2 separate regions of the Homo sapiens genome follow, and region 1 is linked to region 2. A link is an interaction called in ENCODE POLR2A ChIA-PET data of the cell type or tissue named here. Cell type or tissue: GM12878. All regions are shown on one strand. Each heading gives the region's core, and the rest is flanking DNA. Links, peaks and the distances in the headings are about the cores only.

Region 1 (9,371 bases), core at 1,095-9,094, 120 kb before region 2:
TATTAAATTGTGATCTCTTGACCAGCCACACTACCCTGAGGTATGTCACCAATCATATTGCTCCTTTCGTGCATGTCAGTTCTTTGCTTCCAGTATGGCTGTTATTACTTTGCAGTATGGTTTTTCAAAACATAAGAAGTATAAATTTTTGTTCCTATTACAAATATAAAACATAATCAACATAAAAACTTGGAAAACATTGAAAAACACAAAAGATAAAACCAAAATTGTCCATAAGCCTAAATAGACACTATTAATAATATATGTAATTCTAATTTTTAAAAACAGTATTATTAGGTATAACTGACATGCAATACACTGCACATATTTAGAATGTATAATTTGATGTTTTTACATATGTATATAACCAGGAAACATTACTATAATCAAAATACTGATCAAATAAATTTATCTCCCCAAAAAGCTTACTTGTGCCTCTTTGTAATGTTTCCTGGTTCCTCCATTGCCTAGGAATCATTAATCTGCTTTGTAGATTTATTCGGATTTTCTAGAATTTTATATAAATGGAGTCATACAACATATATACTTTTCTGTCTAGCTTTTATCACTCAGCATAATGATTTTGAGTTTTTTTCTTTCTAAGTGGTATTCCATTGTATGGATATATTACAATTTGTTTCTATATCCACATGTTGGTAGACATTTGGGTTGTTATAGGCTCTTAGAAATAAAGCTGCTCTCAACATTGATGTACAAGTCTTTGTATGGACATAGGCTTTCTTTTTTCTTGTGTAAATACCTGCATCATGCGGTAGATGTTTAACTTTTTAAGAAATGCCATTCTGTTTTCCACAGTGGTTGTATCATTTTACATTTCCACCAGCAGTGTATCAGAGTTCCAGTTCCTCCATATTCTTGCCAGCTCTTGGTGTGGTCAGACTTTTGAATTTTAACCATTAAAATAGTTATGTAGTAGTATCTCACAGTGATTTTAAATTGCATTTCCTAGTGACTAAAGATGTTAGGCATCTATTTCTGTGTTTATTTATCATCTTTATATCTTTTGTAAAGTGTCTGGTCAAATCTTTGCCTACATTTTGGGTGGGCTGTTTGTGGTTTTTTTTTTTTTGAGTTGCTTTTTCTTTATATAGTCTGGATATAAGGACTTTATCAGATATAAGATTTGCAAATATGTTATTCTAGTCTATGACTTATCTTTTTATTCTCCTAATAGTGTTCTCTGAAGAGCAGGAGTTTTAAATTTTAATGAAGTCCAACTTACTAAGTTTTTACTTTTATGGATTGTGCTTTTGGTGTCACCTAAGAAATCCTAAAAAATCTTTGTTAACCGAGGGTCACAAAGACTTCTTTTCTCATTTTTTTCTAGATGTAGTTGTACTTGTGCATTTTACATTTGTGTCTGTCATCCTTTTTTGAGTTAATTCTTGTATGTGGCATAGGGTATGGGTCAAAGTTTATTTTTTGCATATGGATATCCAGTTATTTCAGCTCCATTTCCTGACAAGACTATCCTTTCTTCACTGAATTGCCTTTGTAGTTATGTCAGAAGTCTGATGCCTGTGTGTATTGTGAGTCTGTTTTTAGACTCTGTTCTGTTCCATTGATCTATTTTTCTGTCTTGACATCAGTGCCTCACTGTTTTGACTACTGTAGCTTTACAATTAGTCTGGAAATCAGATAATGTTAGTTCTCCATCTTTGTTCTTTTAAAAAGTTGTTTTGGTTATTCTAAGTTCTTTGCATCTATATGTGATTTGTAATCAACTTGTCAATTTATAAAACAACAAAAAAGCCTGCTGGGATTTTTAATGGGGATTGCATTAAATCTGTAGATCATTTTGGAGATAATTGCTATCTTAATATTATTGAAACTTCCAACTCATGAACAAGATATATTTCTCTATTTAGATCTTTAATTTCTCTCAGCAATGTTGTATTGTTTTCAGTGTACAGGTCTTGCATATGTTTTGTCAGCTTTATGCTTTGAGTATTTCATACTTTTTGATGTTATTGTAAATGATATTGTCTTTTTAACTTAAACATAGAAGTACAGTTGATTTTTGTATACTAATCTTGAATCTTGAGGCCGTGCAAAACTCGCTTATTAGTTCTAGAGCTTGTTTTTGTAGATTGCATCACATTTTCTATATAAACAATCATGTCCATAAATAAAGACAGCTCTACTTTTTCCTTTCCAATCTGGATGTTTCTGATTTCTTTTATGTGTTTACCTTATTGTACTTGCTAAAATCTCTTTAATATGTAATTTATTATATAAAACATTAAAATATGTTGAATAGAAGTTATGAGAGAGAACGTCTTATTCCGGATGTTGGGGGAAAGGGTTTTTAGTCTTTCATTTTTAAGTAGGTTAGGTAAAGGTTTAGGATGTTCTTTATCAAGTTAAGGACGTTTTTTTCTATTCATAGTTTGCTTAGAGTTTTTAATCTGGAAGAGATGTTGGATGTCATCAAGTGCTTTTTCCGTGTCTTTTGATATGATCTTGTGTTTTTTTTTCTTTTTCTTTTTTGTTTATTAATGTGGTGAATTACATTGATTGATTTTCAGATGTTAAGCTAACTTTTCAACTTCTCATTCCTGGGATAAGACCCTCTTGGTAACAATGTGTGAGTCTTTTTATATATTATTGGACTCAGTGTGTGAACATTTTGTTTAGGATTTGTACATCTCTATGAAGGATATTGATCTGCAGCTTTCCTTACTTGTCATGTCTTTGTCAGATTTCGATATGAGGGTAATACTGACCTCATAGAATGAATTGGGAATAATTTCCTCCTCTTCAATTTTCTGAATGAATTTGTATAAAATTGATATTTTTTCTTAAATGTTTGGTAGAATTCATCAGTGAAGCCATCTTGGCCCAGGGTTTTCTTTTCGGGAGGTTATTAACTGTAAATTCAGTTTCTTTCATAGATATAGTCATTCAAGTTATCCCTAATTGTGTCAACTAAAAAAGGAGCTGACTCTTTTAAGGACTTTGTTCATTTCTTCTAAGTTGTGGAATACATTAGCATAAGTGTTTTTTTTTTAACAATATCCACTTATTATCCTTTTAATATCTGAAGTATCTGTATTTTCTGTCTGTCTGTCTCTCTGTCATTCATGATGTTGGTGAATTGTGTCTTCTCTCTCTTAATAGTCTGACCAGAGGTTTGTCAATTTTATTGTTAGTCTCAGAGAACAAGCTTTTGGTTTCATTCATTTTTCTTTGTGTTTTTGTTTTCTATTGCATTGATTTTTAAGCTATGATGAATATTATTTTCTTTCTTTGGATCTCATTTTCTCTTCTTTTTCTAGTCTTTTAAGGCAGAAGCTGAAGCCATTAATTGGAAACACTTCAGTTTTCTCAGGATAGGCAATTAGTGCTGTAAAATTTTCCCCAAGTACAGCTTTAGTGGAATGCTAAAATTTTTGATACATTGTTTTCACTTTCATTCAGTTCAAAAAGCTTTGTAATTTCCCTTTTAATTTCTTCTTTGCCCATGTGTTAGTTTTTTTTTTAATTTTTTATATGTAACATATAACATGATGTTATGAGATATATATAGATAGTAAAATGGTTACTATAGTGAAGCAAATTAACATATCCATCATCTCACATAGTTACTCATGTTTTTTTTGGTTTGGCAAAAGCAGCTAAAAACTACTCATTTAGGAGGAATTTCAATACAATTTCACAGTACAGTTTTATTACTTATAGTCCTCATATTGTACATTAGATCTCTAGACTTGGTCATCTTACATATCTGCTATTTAAATACTCTGACCTGTATCTCCCCATTTCCTACCCACCCCTACCCCTGGTAACCAATGTTTTTTTTCTGTATCTCTGTGTTTTTTACTCCCCCTGCACCCCACCGCCCCAACCAGATTCCACATATAAGTGAGCTCATGTAGGGGTTTTTTTTTTTTTTTTTTTTTTTTTAACCCTGGGTCTGGTTTATTTCTCTTAGCATAATGTCCTCCAACTTCATTCATGTTGTGGCAAGTGGTAAGATTTCCTTCTTTTTAAAGGCTGAATAATAAATATTCTTTTTTTTTTTTTTTTTTTCCCCTGAGACGGAGTCTCACTCTGTTGCCCAGGCTGGAGTGCAGTGGCGCAATCTCGGCTCACTGCAACCTTCGTCTCCCGGGTTCAAGCGATTCTCCTGCCTCAGTCTCCTGAGTAGCTGGGACTACAGGCGTGCGCCACCATGCCCATCTAATTTTTGTATTTTTAGTAGAGACGGGGTTTCACCATGTTGGCCAGGATGGTCTCAATCTCTTGACCTCGTGATCCGCCCGCCTCGGCCTCTCAAAGTGCTGGGATTACAGGCGTGAGCCACCGTGCCTGGCCTAAATATTGTGTAGATATACAAGCTGACCATCCCTTATCTGAAATGCTTGGGACCAGAGTTATTTTGCATTTCAGATTTTTAAAAATTTTTGAATATTTGCGACATTGCGGGGATGGGACCCAACTCTAAACATGAAGTCCAGTTGTGTTTAATGTATATCTTATACACGTAGCCTGAAGGTAGTTCTGTTTTTCCCTTGGGGATGCTTAGTAAATTGGGTGTTGAATGCCTGCTTTTTGACTGCGACCTATCACATGCAGTCAAATGTGTGGAATTTTTCACCTGTGGTGTCATGTCGACACTCAGAACATTTCAGATTTTAGAGTATTTTGAATTAATGATTTTGGGATTAGAGCTGCTCAACCTGTATCATGGTTTCTTTATTCATTTATCCATTGACATTTTGGTTGTTTCCGTATCTTTGCTATTGTGAATAGTGCTTCAACGAACATGGAGTACAGATATCTTTATGAGGTGATTTTATTTCCTTTGGGTATATATCCAGAAGAATTGCTGAGTCATATAGTATTTCTAGTTTTAATTTCTTTAGAAATGGCCACATTGTTTTCCATTATGGCTGTACCAATTTACATGTCTACCAACAGTGCGCACTCTTTTCTCCACACCCTTGCCGACATTTATCTTTTGATTTTTTGATAATAGCCGTGCTAACACATGTGAGGTGGTATCTCATTGTGGTTTTGATTTGTATTTCCCTGACTCCTGATTTAATGATGTTGAGCACCTTTTCATATACCTGTTGGCCATTTTTACACCTTCTTTGGAGAATTCAAATCCTTTGCCCATTTTTAAATTGGGTTGTTTTTCTACTATTGAATTATATGAATTCTTTATAAATTTGGATATTAGCCCCTCACCAGATATATGGATTGCAAATGTTTTTTTCCTAATTGATAAGTTACCTTTTCATTTTGTTGATTGTTTTCTATGCTGTGCAAAAGATTTTTAGTTTTATGTAGTCTCACTTATTTGTTTTTGCTTTTGTAGTTTGAGCTTTTGGTTGAGATAATAAAAAAGAAATCATTGCCAAGGCCAATGTCCAGGAGCTTTTTTCCTAGGAATTTTATATTTCAGGTCTTACATTTAGAGTTGATTTTTGTATATGGTATAGGTTAAAGGTCTGATTTCATTCTTTTGCCTGTGGAAATCCAGTTTTCTCAGCACCATTTATTGAAGAGACTATCCTTTCCCCATTGGGTCCTTGATGCCCTTGTCAAAAATTGGTTGACTGTATATGTTTGAATTTATTTCTAGGCTCTTTATGCTGTTATACTGGTCTATGTGTCTGTCTTTTTTTTGCCAGTATCATACCTTTTTAAAAACTGATACATACTAGTTGCACATATTTCTGGGGTAAGTGTGATATTTTGATACACACATAATTTGTAACACAGGGCTGAGTGCTGTGGATCATGCCTGTAATCCCAGTACCTTGGGAGGCCAAGGCAGGAGGATTGCTCTAGCCCAGGAGTTCAAGATCAGCCATGGCAACATAGTGAGGCCCTGTCTCTATAAAAAAATTAATTAGCTGGATGTGGTGGCACACACCTGTAGCCCCAGCTACTTGGGAGACTGAGGTGGGAGGATTGCTTAAGCCTGGGAGGTTGAGACTGCAGTGAGCTATGATTGTGCCACTGCACTCCAGCCTGAGTGACAGAGTGAGACCCTATCTCAAAAAAAAAAAAAAAAAAAAAATTAAAGTCAAGAAGTGTGATGTTTCCAAGTTTGTTTTTCTTTCTCAGAAATGTTGGCTATTTGAGATCTTTTGTATTTTTACACATATATTTTAGGATTGTTTTTTCTATCTGTGAAGAATGCCATTGGGATTTTGAAAGGTATTGCATGGAATCTGTATACTGCTTTGGATAGTATATACATCTTCACAATATTAATGGACATGGGATATTTTCCATTTATTTGTGTCCCTTATGTTCCTTTTTATTCCTGAGGCATCTGTTGTAATGTCTTTACTTTCACTTTTTATTTATTTGAGTCTTCTCTTTTTTTTTTCCCTTAAACAAGCTGAAGGTTTATCAGTTTTATTTTTTCAAAAAACCTCTTAGTTTTGTTGATTCTGTCTATGGTTTTTCTGTTTTCTATTTGATTTATTTCTGTTATGATGTTTATTTCCTTTCTTCTGCTAACTTTGGGTTTATTTCTTTTTTTCGAGTTCTTGAGGCATAACGTTCAACTGTTCAGAATCTTTTTAATGTAGGCATCTATTGCTGTAAACTTTGCTCTTAGAACTGCTTTTGCTACATCCCACAGGTTTTGGCATGCTGTGTTTCCATTGTCATTTGTCTCAAGATATTTTAAAATTTCCCTTTTGGTTTCTTCTTGGCCCACTGGTTGTTCAAGAGCATGTTGTTTCATTTTCACATATTTGTAAATTTTCCAGGATTCTTCCTGTTACTGTTTTCTAGTTTCATATCATTATGATCTGAAATGATACTAGATATGATTTTGGTTTTCTAAATTTGTTAAGGCTTGTTTTCTGGCCTAACATGGACAATTTTGGAGACCATTTCATGTATGCTAGAGATAAATGTGTATACTGCTGATGTTGGATGAAAAATTTCAAATATGTCTGTTAGGCTTATTTGGTCTAAGGTGCAATTCAAACTCAGTATTTCCTTATCAATTTTCTGTCTGGTTGATATATCCTTTGTTGAAAATTGAGAATTGAAGTCCTCTATGATTATTGTATTGCTCTTTATCTCTTCATGTCCATTAATATTTGCTTTAATGTATTTAGGTGCTACAGTGTTGGGTGAATATATATTTATAATTGTTATGTTCCCTTGAAGAATTTACTCCTTTATTATTAAATAATGACCTTCTTTGTCTCTTGTGACAGAATTTGACGTGAAGTCTATTTTATTAGATATTAGTATAGCCATTCATGCTTTCTTTTGGTTACCATTTCCATAGAATATCTTATCTTCTTCCATCCCTTTACATTTGTCCTGTCTGTCCTTAAAGCTAAAGTGGGTCTCTTGTAGGCAGCATATAATTGAATTCCCCCCTTTTTTTAAATCCATGCAGCCACTCTTAGATAATTTATTTACATTCAAGATAATTATTTATAGGTAAGGACTCACTGTTTCCATTGTGTTATTTGTTTTCTGGCTGTTTTGTAGATCCTTTGTTCCTTTCTTTCTCTGTTGTTACCCTCTGTGATTTGATGATTTTCTATAACACTATGCTTTGATTTCTTTCTCTGTATTGTTTTTGTATCTGCTATACTTTTTTGTTTTGCAGGTATGATGAGGCTTACATAAAACATCTTATAGTTTTTTTTTTTTGAGAGGAGACAAATGGTTTATTTGGTAACAAGGAATAAAAAGAAATTCTTAATTCCTTGTCTCTCTTCTGATGGCTGAATGGAACTGTGGTAGTCAAATGGAAAGCAACACACAAGAATTCCCTTGCAGACCTTGATCTTTTGCAGATGTGCAAAGATGCTTGACTTATACAACTTGCAATTATTATTTTCTAGACAGAAGTGCCAGCTGTTGTGCTTTCCAGCATATCAGTGGTTGCTACATTCTCCTTGTCTTTGGGTTTTATAGCAGGAAATAGAAGTACTTCCTTGATGTTGTTGGAATCTTTTGAGAAAAATGGTGACTTGGTCAATGCCCATGCCTGTACGTATTCCAGGGCAGTACAGAAGTTTTCATCTGTGAAATGGCCTCATCATCACCTGTGGCCTTGGCTTTGGCCTGTTGTTCAAAAACCCGCTGCTGCGGCACAGGATTATTCAGCTTAGTTTAGGCATCGCTTATCTCTTTCTTCATGACAAGCAGCTCAAAGTGCTTGGACAGATTCTCTTTAGAGCGGTGCCATTTGCCATAGCGCTCATTATCTGTGGATGATCACAGATTAATGTAGGATTGATGCAAATCATTTCCAGGAACTCCCCTACAAGCTTGTCAAGGAGCCTGGCTGTGGTCCAAGGTAGAGGGCATTCAACAGCTTTTGCCACACAGATATCATTAAGAAGTTTGCAAGTTTCATCAGTTTCAAAGAGGTTAGTTTCTGGCAGCTTTACCCCCCAGGGCTTTCTCAAGTTCTTCTACCATGCTGATTCTCTGGAAGGGTGGGGTGAAGTCAGTATCATAGGCCTGGCCCTATGGGCCATCTGGGTGGTAGCTGACCTTGTAACTGCCTGTAATATGCTTTACCATCCCTGAAACCATCTTCTCTGTGATTTCCAAGAGATTGTGGTAGTCTGCATAGGCCATATAGAACTCGCAGGTGGTGAACTCAGGATTGTGCCTCAAATCAATCCCTTCATTCTGGAACTGGCATCCAGTTTCATAAATCTGCTTGGTGCCACCAACCACTAGCATCTTATGATAGAGTTCCGGAGCAATTCTCATGTCCAGCGCATTGTCATAAGTGATGAAAAGCTTGGCCACAGCTCCCCCGGGATGATGTTCACCATGGGAGTTTCAATCTTTAGGAATCCCAGTTCATCCAAGAAACTTCTTATACATGTGATGATCTTAGAGCAGATGATAAATTTCTGCCTCACAAAATCATTTAGTATCAAGTCCAAGTATTTCTGATGATACCTTGTTTCCTGGTCTTTGAGGCCACAGTGAAGATGAGGTAACATATGCATGTGGGGAGACAGCAGTGTGATCTCATAAGGAATGATGCTCAGCTCACCCTTCTTGGTTTTCCCAGGGTTCCCCTGAACTCCAATTATGTCTCCTTGATGCAGTTTCTTACTAATATGAATAAATTCTTCTGATTTATAATTTCTGGGATTCACCATGACTTGCAACTTGACCCCCTCTCCTTGAAGGTCATAGAAGATGAACTTTCCCTCAGAAGCTCTTTTAGCATGGATCCTACCTGCCACCTTTAAGGTGACATCATTCAGGTGACCCCCAGGCTGCTGGTGACTATATTCTTGGATGAAGTCATTGAATGAGATGTCTGCATGGAACTTGTGTGGGTATGGGTGTTCCCCATTGACATTCAGTTGATAAACTGCCTGACT
Region 2 (9,371 bases), core at 406-8,405:
GGTGGCTGCCAGCATTCCTTGACTAGTGGACTCACCATATCAATCCTGCCTTCATCTTTACATTACCTTCTCCCCTGTGTTTGTGTCAAATCTCCCTCTTTCTCCCTCCTACAAGGAGGATTACATTTAGGGTCCACACACATAGTGCAACATAATCTCCACATCTCAAAATCCTTATCTTAATCTTATTTGCAAAGTCAATTTTGCCATAGAAAGTAACATTGACAGTTTCCAGAGATTAGGATGTGGATTTTTGGGAGGATAAGGGTGGTCACTTTCTGGCTGTCACAGGTCCCCTCTGGGGCCTCATTCCAAATACTTAATCCCCCTCTGGGGCCTCATTCCAAATACTTTCTCCTTTACCCATTGTTTTTAGCTACAGTGGTGTCTTTGTTTTTCCTTGAACTTACTAGTGCCTGCCTCAGGGCCTTTGCCACTTGGTGTTTTCCTCTACCTAGATTATTCTTCCCTGGATAGCTGCATGTTTACTCACTTTCCTTTTTGGGATTTGCTCAGGTGGTCACCTTTTCTGTGAGGCCTTCCTGAAGCTCTCTAGAGTCAAATTTCTATTCCATTTTATTTCTATCCCTCTTTCTGCTTTAAGATTCTTTATAGGGCTTCTTACTCTTTGACATAATGTATGTTTTACTCACTAATTTTTTGTTGTCTATCTTCCTTCTCTCGGATTTCAGTTCCAGGATTGCAGGGGTTTTTTCTTTGTTCCCTGTAGTCTCCCCAGCATCTGGAACTTTGCACAGTAGCTATTCCTGATTTGCACAGTGTTCCTACTGTGCAAAGTTGCAAATGTTGGCAATACTACAGAGAACAAAGTTAGAGATTAGTAATGTATTCCACAAGTATCTGTTAAATAAATGGATGGATGAATCTTCCATATTGTCCCTGGAATGATCTTTCCCAAATCCATTTCCTAAGTTCTTCCCCTTGTTTAAAACCGTTAAGGGATTGACTCTCTTTGCCTGTAGACTGAAGACAGCCTGCTAAACATGCCTGCTGAGTTCCCTCTGACCCTAAGCTGCTCATCAGGCCTCAGTTTCTACAAACTCTCTTGAAGCATCCTCAGCTCTTCCCACACTTAGCTTCTTGCTATTTTCTAATACCGCTTATACTCAAATGTCTCTGCCTTAGATAATGCCTAGAATGTGCTTTCCCTACATCCAGTTGTCCCTTAGTTTCTCTCTTCTCTTAAGTCTCTCTCAGCCCCCTTAGGCAGCAGTAACTAATATCTCCAATCTGCTTTCATGACACTTGACATATATTTGCAAGTTGTATTATATATTGTTGACCTATTGCAGTTGTATTATAATTTACTTTTATTTCCCCAGTTGCTATTTGAGCTCCTTGAGACTAAGTCCCATTTCCCAGCCTGCGGCCTGGCACATAATAGACACTTAAATCTTTGGTGAATTAATGAATAAATTGATTAATTAAAATTTTATTAACAGATTGTCCCTAGAGTTTTCTCTCCTTTAGAACATGCTACATTTTCATTCTTTTATAAAAATGAAGAATAGAAAAATAATGTTTAATAATTTCTGATGAGAACCTTTATGTTTTTAAGCTGAAGTATTACTAATCATGTTAATATGAACAACCCCTTCGAGGTGTACTCTTAAACTGTATAACCATGGTAACTAGGGGAATGTGCTTCATATCTTCACCGCCCCCCTTTTTTTTTGCAAGATAAAACTGCAGTTAGAAATTTGATATAAATGTTAAATACATTAGGAATTTTTAAAGTATACTCTCAATTTTTAATTGATAATAATGTGAGAGCAGAGATTACCAAACCCTTTATTCAACACTTAAATGGCTCAACACAAAGCTTATCTCTCATTTTCTCAACCCTGGTTATTACTGCAAAGCATTTTGGTGCTTTCAACTAGAAGAACTGGAGAATTGGTGTTCAAATATATGAGCATTCCTTATTGATGACTGGAATGAAATGTGAAGCCTGAATTCAGTGTCATGCTTAGAATGAGATTAGAATGTTATACCCTATGGTTTAACAGGACTCTTATAAGAATCCTCTGGTTAGAGTCATTTGTCAAATATTTTTTATGATTAAAATATGAATTTTTCATGGTCCTAGGTATTAAAAATGGGAATTTCTGAGTTATATTTGACTTTTGATATCAGTCACATTGCCTGAATTTTATCCTCAATACATGTTTCTTTCTCATAGCAAGTCAGTTGCCAAGTTTGTTGTATCCTACCTCTCCATTCTTGTTGCCATAACCTTACTGTAGGACTTTTTCCTTTTATAGGCAGATTATTGAAGTAGCTTTCTGTTTCCTGTCTCAGTTCTCTCTGTCCTTCATCCACTTTCTATGCTGCTGCTGATTTAAATTAGGAAGTAGGCTAGTAATAACCTGATTTGAAAATCATGTTACGACTTTACACATAGCAGAATCCTAGTGCCTTTAAGAATAAAGCCAAACCCGTCAGAGTGTCATTCATAGGTCTTTGTTGTTTGAGAGCAAGCCTTCCAGCAGGACCTTCTAGTAAAGCTGGTCTCATTTCCTCATGTTCTACTTGTGGTTCCATTACTTTTGCTTTCATGCCTTTGATGAGAGGATTTCTCATGCCCATTTGAATATTTTAACTGCCTATAACAGCTGTCTACTGTTCCACTTATTTTAGCATTGAAGTATATACTATTTTGAATTGTAATTTATGATTTATTATATTTGAATATTGTCTCCATATCTGGAATGCAAATTAATTGAAAACAAGAATGGACCAATGTCTGCTTGTAATTGAGTTCTTTGAAACTTAGAATGTGTTTTTTAATAGAAGAAAGGATATGTGGTGGTCATGCTTCCAACCTAATTCCCAAAGGAAATATAATACTAATGTTGTAGCTGAGATAGAATACTAACAGCAAACCAATATCTTATGGAGATGTGAAATACACAAGGAAGGATAAATAAATTATTTTTTTCTTCTTTGGGACATACGGAGATGACCTTAGGTGGAACATTAAAACAAGCAAATGTGCAGTGTGTCTTTGACATTCTCCCCTCATCCATTCTGAACCCTTTGTTAATTTCATAGAGTCCTCTTTTCTAGGCCCTTGAGTTCTCAGGGCCACTTTACTGCCCTTATCACCCTCTGTGACATTTCATACTGACCTGCCTTGCCCTCCCAAAGGTCCAGTTGCTTCAAAAGTGCTTCTGTCCTGTGGTTTTCAGTGATAATCACTGTCTTCTAATGCTGCTGATCTAAGTTAGGAATTAGGCCAGTAATAATCTCATTTACTAAATATATGCTAATATGTAGGTCCCATCACCTTTCTCTGCTGGGTTTTTTGTTTTCATTTTGAAGAGGCTGATTTTTAAATAACAGTTGTTGCCATTCGTTGAGCACCCATATGTGTGTGACATGTGCTAAGCACTTTAGAATCATTTTCTAATTTAACCTTCATAACAACCTTAAAGGTGAGGGCATTACTATTGCCATTTTAAAGTTGAGGGAACTGAGCCTTGGAAAGGTTAAGTAATTTGCCAAGGTAACACAGCTAATAAATAGGATACCGACTTATCTGATTCAAAAGCCTATAAACTTTACCATTATGTTATGCTGCCTGCCAAAAGAATTTCAACAAATATTTATTGAGTACTGACCATGTCCTGAGTTCTGTACTAGCAACTCTATTCGTGGAATTTTGGGAAATGTAATATAGCAAAGTGAAAGTATTCTGACAGCATAGGGGAAGGATTCAAAACAGCAAGCTGCAGCACAAGTGACAAATTGGTTGACACCTCTGTGGCCAACAGCCTAAATTGTTTACAACTCTTTTTGGCTATTTTAGAAACCACCGATTTGCTTAAAGCTTTAAACATTTCCGTGGTATCTTAACACCTTGGCTTTGTGTAAGGAGAAAAAGTGAACAGTCAATCATACAGCCTAAGTCCAGTGTGACCTTTGTTATGTAACATCCTTCCCCCATTGCCCCTCCCATCTCCAACTTAGCACAATTAAAATACATTAATTAAATTTAATTGATAAATACTTTAGATTTTTTAAAAACTATCTTCAAGGATGTTTTAAGTGTAAATTGGTTTCTGTTTATTTTGATTTGTAATTAATTAACAGCACATACTTTAAGTTTGGCCTTACCCCTTCAGTAATAATGAATTCTGCTGTGATATCCATCTAAAGGGACTTTAGCAAGTTGAAACAAGACTCTTAACACAATGTATTTGTCTTTTGATAGGCACAATCATTAGCGGCATCACTTTCTACCAGACAACTGTTGCGAATTTCTCGTCGGCTGTCACAGTATCCTAATGAAAATCTTCACAGTGCTGTTACTAAAGCCTGCCTTTCCAGGTAAACATATTCTTTCTCACTGCGTGTAAGTTTCTGGATCTTCACTAAAACTATAAGATAAGTTTAACTGATGGTGCATATTCCCAATTCTTCAAAATATATTGGTCTGAATGTAGAGCTATTTCAGCCTTGCCTTCACTGATTAGAACTTATTTAATACAACATATTATCTTTTAAAATTAATTTTTGGTCCCAGCATCACCAGAAGCAGATGTTGGTACTATGCTTCCTGTACAGCCTGCAGAACCATGAGCCAAAATAAAACCTCTTTTATTTATTAAAAATAAAATAAAATAAAATAAATTTTTATCCTTAATTTGTATGGGTACATGGTCAGTATATATTTATGGGGTACATGAGATACTTTGATACAGGCATAGAATATGTAATAATCACAACAGGGTGAATGCCATATCTATCACCCTAAGCATTTATCATTTCTTTGCATTATGAACGTTCCAATTATACTTTTAGTTACTTAAAAATGAACAATAAATTGTTGACTATAGTCACCTTGTTATGCTATCAAATACTAGATCTTCATTCTATCTATGTTTTTGTACCCATTAACCATTCCCTTCCCCAATTCTCACTACCCTTCCCACCTCTGGTAACCATCCTTCTAGTCTCTCTTTGTGAATTCTATTGTTTTAATTTTTAGCTTTTAGAAATGAGTGAAAACATGTGAAGTTTGTCTTTCTATGCATGGCTTATTTCAGTTTAAATAATGTGCTGTAGTTCCATCCATGTTGTTGCAAATGACAGAACTTCATTCATTCTTTTTTATGGCTGAACAGTACTCTATTGTGTGTGTGTACAACATTATCCATTTGTCTGTTGATGAACACTTAGGTTGCCTCCGAATCTTAGCTATTGTGAATAGTGCTTCAATAAACATGGTAGCACAGACCTCTCTTCAATATATGGATTTTCTTTCTGTTGGGCATATACCGGGCATATACCTAGCCTATACCTAGGATTGGTGTGTCATATGGTTGTTCTAGTTATTTTTTTTTCTTCTTTTTTTGAGGAACTCCATATAGTTCTCTATAGTGGTTATACTAATTTACATTTCCACCCACAGTGTACAAGGGTTCCCTTTTCTTCACTTACTTGCTGGTATTTGTTATTGCCTATCTTTTGGATAAAAGCCATTTTAATTGGGGTGAGGTGATACCTCATTATAGTTTTGATTTGCATTTCTCTAGTCATCAGTGATGTTGAGTACCTTTTCATATACCTGTGTGCCATTTGTATCTCTTCTTTTGAGAAATTTCTATTCAGATCTTTCATGCATTGTATAATCAGATTATTAGGCTTTTTCCTACTGAGTTGTTTAAATTCATATATTTTATCAATCCCTTGTCAGATGGATGATTTGCAAATATTTTTTCCCATTCTGTGGGTTGTCTCTTCACTTCATTGACAATTTCCTTTGCTGCCCAAGAAGCTTTTTAACTCAATGTGATCCTATTTGTCCCATTTTTGCTTTGGTTGCCTATGCTTGTGGGGAATTACTTAAGAAATATTTGTCCTGACCAATGTCTTGGAGAGTTTTTCCAATGCTTTCTTTTAGTAGTTTCATAGTTTGAGGTCTTAGATTTAATTCTTAATCCATTTTGATTTGATTTTTGTATATGGCAAGAGATAGGGTCTACTTTCATTCTTCTGCTTATGGATATCCAGTTTTCCCAGCACCATTTATTGAAGAAACTCTCCTTTCCCCAATGTATGGTCTTGACACATTTGTCAAGAATGAGTTCACTGTAGGTGTATGGATTTGTTTCTGGGTTCTCTATTCTGTTCCATTGGTCTATGTATCTGTTATGCTAGTACTATGCTGTTTTGGTTACATAGCTCTATAGTATAATTTGAAGTCAGGTAATATGATTGGTTCAGTTTTGTTCTTTTTGCTCAAGATGGCTTTGGCTATTCTGGGTCTTTGTGGTTTCATATAAATTTTAGGATTATTTTTCTATTTCTGTAAAGAATGTCATTAATATTTTGATAGGGATTGCATTTAATCTGTAGATTGTTTGTGGTAGTATGGACATTTTAACAGCATTGATTGTTCCAATCCATAAATATGGAATATCTTTCCATTTTTTAGCATCCTCTTCAATTTCCTCCATCAGTGTTTTATAGTTTTCATTGTAGGGGTCTTTCCCTTCTTTGGTTAAGTTTATTCTTATATATATTATTTTATTTGTAGCTGTTGTAAATTGGATTACTTTTTTTATTTCTTTTTCACATTGTTCACTTTTGACATACAGAAGCGCTACTGATTTTTGTATGTTGATTTTGTGTCCTGCAACTTTAATGAATTTGTTGATCAATTCTAATAGGTTTCTGTTGGAGTCTTTAGGTTTTTTTTTCAAGTATAAGCTCATATCATCTGCAAACAAGGATAATGTAATTTTTTCCTTTCCAGTTTGAGTACTTTTCATTTCTCTCTTGTATCCAGTTGCTCTAGGTAGGTTTTCCACTACTGTGTTGGATAACAGAGGTGAAAGTGTGTATCCTTGCCTTGTTTCAGATCTTAGAGGAAAGGCTTCCAGTTTTTCCGATTCAGTATTGATATGGGTTGGATCTGTGTCCCTGCCCAAATCTTGTGTCTAATTCTAATCCCCAGTGTTGGAGGTGGGGCCTGGTGGGAGATGACTGGATCATGGGGGTGGATTTCCCCTTGGTGATGGTCTCATGACAGTGAGTGAGTTCTCATGAGATCTGGTTGTTTAAAAGTTTGTGGTACCTCCCTGCCTCTCTCTCTTTCTCCTGCTCTGACAATGTGAAGTGCTTGTTCCCCCGTTGCCTTCTGCCATGATTTTAAGTTTCCTAAAGCCTCCCCATAAGACAAGAAAATGCCAGCGTCATGTGTCCTGTACAGCACCATGAGCCAATTAAAGTTCTTTTCTTTATGAATTACTCAGTCTCAGATATTTCTTTATAGTCGTACAAAAACGGACTAACACAAGTATGATACTAGCTGTAGGTCTGTCATATATGGCTTTCATTGTGTTGAGGTATGTTCCTTCTATACTCAGTGTTTTTTTAAAAAAGTTTATTTTTATTTTGTTAGTGATTTTAAATATGGAGTCTCACTTTGTTGCCAGGCTGTATAGTTTTTGTCTTGAAGTCTATTTTGTCTGATATAAGTATAGTGACTCCTGTTTTTTGTTTGTTGGTTTGTTTCATTTGACATGGAATATTTTTTTCTGTCCCTTTATTTTCAGTCTATGTATCATCATATGTGAAGTGTGCTTGTTGTAGACAACGGATCGTAGTGCAGTGGCTATTCACAGGCGCGATCTCCCTGCTGATCGACACAGGAGTTTTGACTGGCTCTTTTTCTGACCTGAGCCAGTTCACTCTTCCTTAGGCAACCTGGTGGTTCCCCGCTCCTGGGAGATTACCATATTGATGCTGAACTTAGTGCAGATACCCAGTCAGTATAGTGCATTACAACCCAGAACGCCTGGGCTCGAGCCATTCTCTTGCCTCAGTGTCCTGAGTAGCTGGGACTACAGGCATGCACCACTGTGCCCAGCTATCCTCATCATTTGGAGGGTTTTCATCATGAAGGGATGTTGAATTTTATAAAATTCTTTTTCAGCATCAATTGAAGTGATCACATGGTTTTTGTTTTACCTTCTGTTGATATGATGCATCACATTGACTGATATGCATGTGTTTAACCATGCTGGCATCCCTGGCATAAATCCCGCTTGGTCATGATGAATGATCTTTATAATGTGTTGTTGAGTTTGGCTTGCTACTATTTTATTGAGGATTTTTGCATCAACATTTGTCAAGGATATTGGCCTGTAGTTTTCTTTTTTTTTGATGTGTCTTCTCTGGTTTTGGTATCAGGGTAATAGTGGCCTTGTAGAACAAGTTTGGAAATATTCCCTCCTCCTCTATTTTTCAGAATGGTTTCAGTAGGATTGGTATTAGTTCTTCTATAAATGTTTGGTCAAATTCAGCAGGCAAGCGATCAGGGCCCAGGCTTTTCTTTGCTGAAGACTTTTTGTTATGGTGTCAATCTCGTTACTTGTTATTGGTTTGTTCACATTTTCTATTTCTTCGTAGTTCAATCTTGAGAGGTTGTGTGTGTTTAAGAATTTCTCCGTTTCTTCTTGGTGTTCCGATGTGTTGGCATATAGTTTCTCATGGTAGCTTCTAATGATCCTTTGTATTTCTGTGGTAACAGTTCTAACGTCTCCTTTTTCATCTCTGATTTTATTTATTTGAATCTTCCTTTTTCTTAGTTGGAGTAAAGGTTTGTCAATTTTATCTTTGCAAAAAACTAACTTTTCATTTCATTAATCTTTTCCTTTTTTTTTTTTTTGAGATGGAGTCTCACTCTGTTGCCAGACTGGAGTGCAGTGGCACGACCTCAGCTCACTGCAATCTCCCCTTCCAGGGATCAAGCAATTCTCCTGCCTCTGCCTCCTGAGTAGCTGGGATTTCAGGCATGTGCCACCACACTCAGCTAATTTTTGTAGTTTTTTTTCTTTTTTTTGAGACAGAGGCTTGCTCTGTTGCCCAGGCTGGAGTGCAGTGGCATGATCTTGGCTCACTGCAACCTCTGCCTCCCAGATTTAAGCTGTTCTTCTGCCTCAGCCTCCCAAGCAGCTGGGACTACAGGCACGTGCCACCATGCCCAGCTAATTTTTTGCATTTTTAGTAGAGATGGGGTTTCACCATATTGGCCAGGATGGTCTCGATCTCCTGACCTTGTGATCCGCTGGCCTCAGCCTCCCAAAGTGCTGGGATTACAGGCGTGAGCCACTGCGCCCAGCCTATCCTTTGCATGTTTAATTTAAATTTTATTTGTTTCTGCTCTGATGTTTATTATCTCTTTTCTTGTACTAATTTTGGGTTTGGTTTGCTCCTGCATTTCTAGTTTTCCAAGATACATTGTTAGGTTATTTGAAGTTTTTCTACTTTTTTGATGTAGGCTTTTATGGCTATAGACTTTTCTTTTATTATACTGTTTTCGCTATATCCTATAGGAT

Evidence for each region. Peaks named below come from ENCODE experiments on the same cell type or tissue, not always from the same donor. Only the 100,000 strongest peaks of a DNase experiment are listed, where the experiment ranks them.
Region 1: POLR2A ChIA-PET joins it to region 2 with 5 read pairs; 2 of 35 experiments call an interaction of 5 or more read pairs at or near these places.

What each region holds. Positions count from the first base shown.
Region 1 is chr13:41,925,836-41,935,206 of GRCh38, reverse strand. All of the region lies in intron 2 of VWA8 (von Willebrand factor A domain containing 8), which reads left to right. It also overlaps the pseudogene KARS1P1. Among named protein-coding and RNA genes, the nearest start is that of VWA8, 31 kb to the left of the region's middle. In GM12878, for the core only: no CTCF peak of the experiment used is centred there; no DNase peak of the experiment used is centred there; H3K4me3 peaks cover 613 bases; H3K27ac peaks cover 790 bases.
Region 2 is chr13:41,806,207-41,815,577 of GRCh38, reverse strand. VWA8 (von Willebrand factor A domain containing 8) reads left to right here. Exons shown (of 45, transcript NM_015058.2): 17 at 4,238-4,353. It also overlaps the pseudogene RN7SL515P. Among named protein-coding and RNA genes, the nearest start is that of VWA8, 150 kb to the left of the region's middle. RefSeq lists an enhancer at 2,617-2,666. In GM12878, for the core only: no CTCF peak of the experiment used is centred there; DNase peaks (open chromatin) are centred at 2,497 and 3,827; H3K27ac peaks cover 1,162 bases.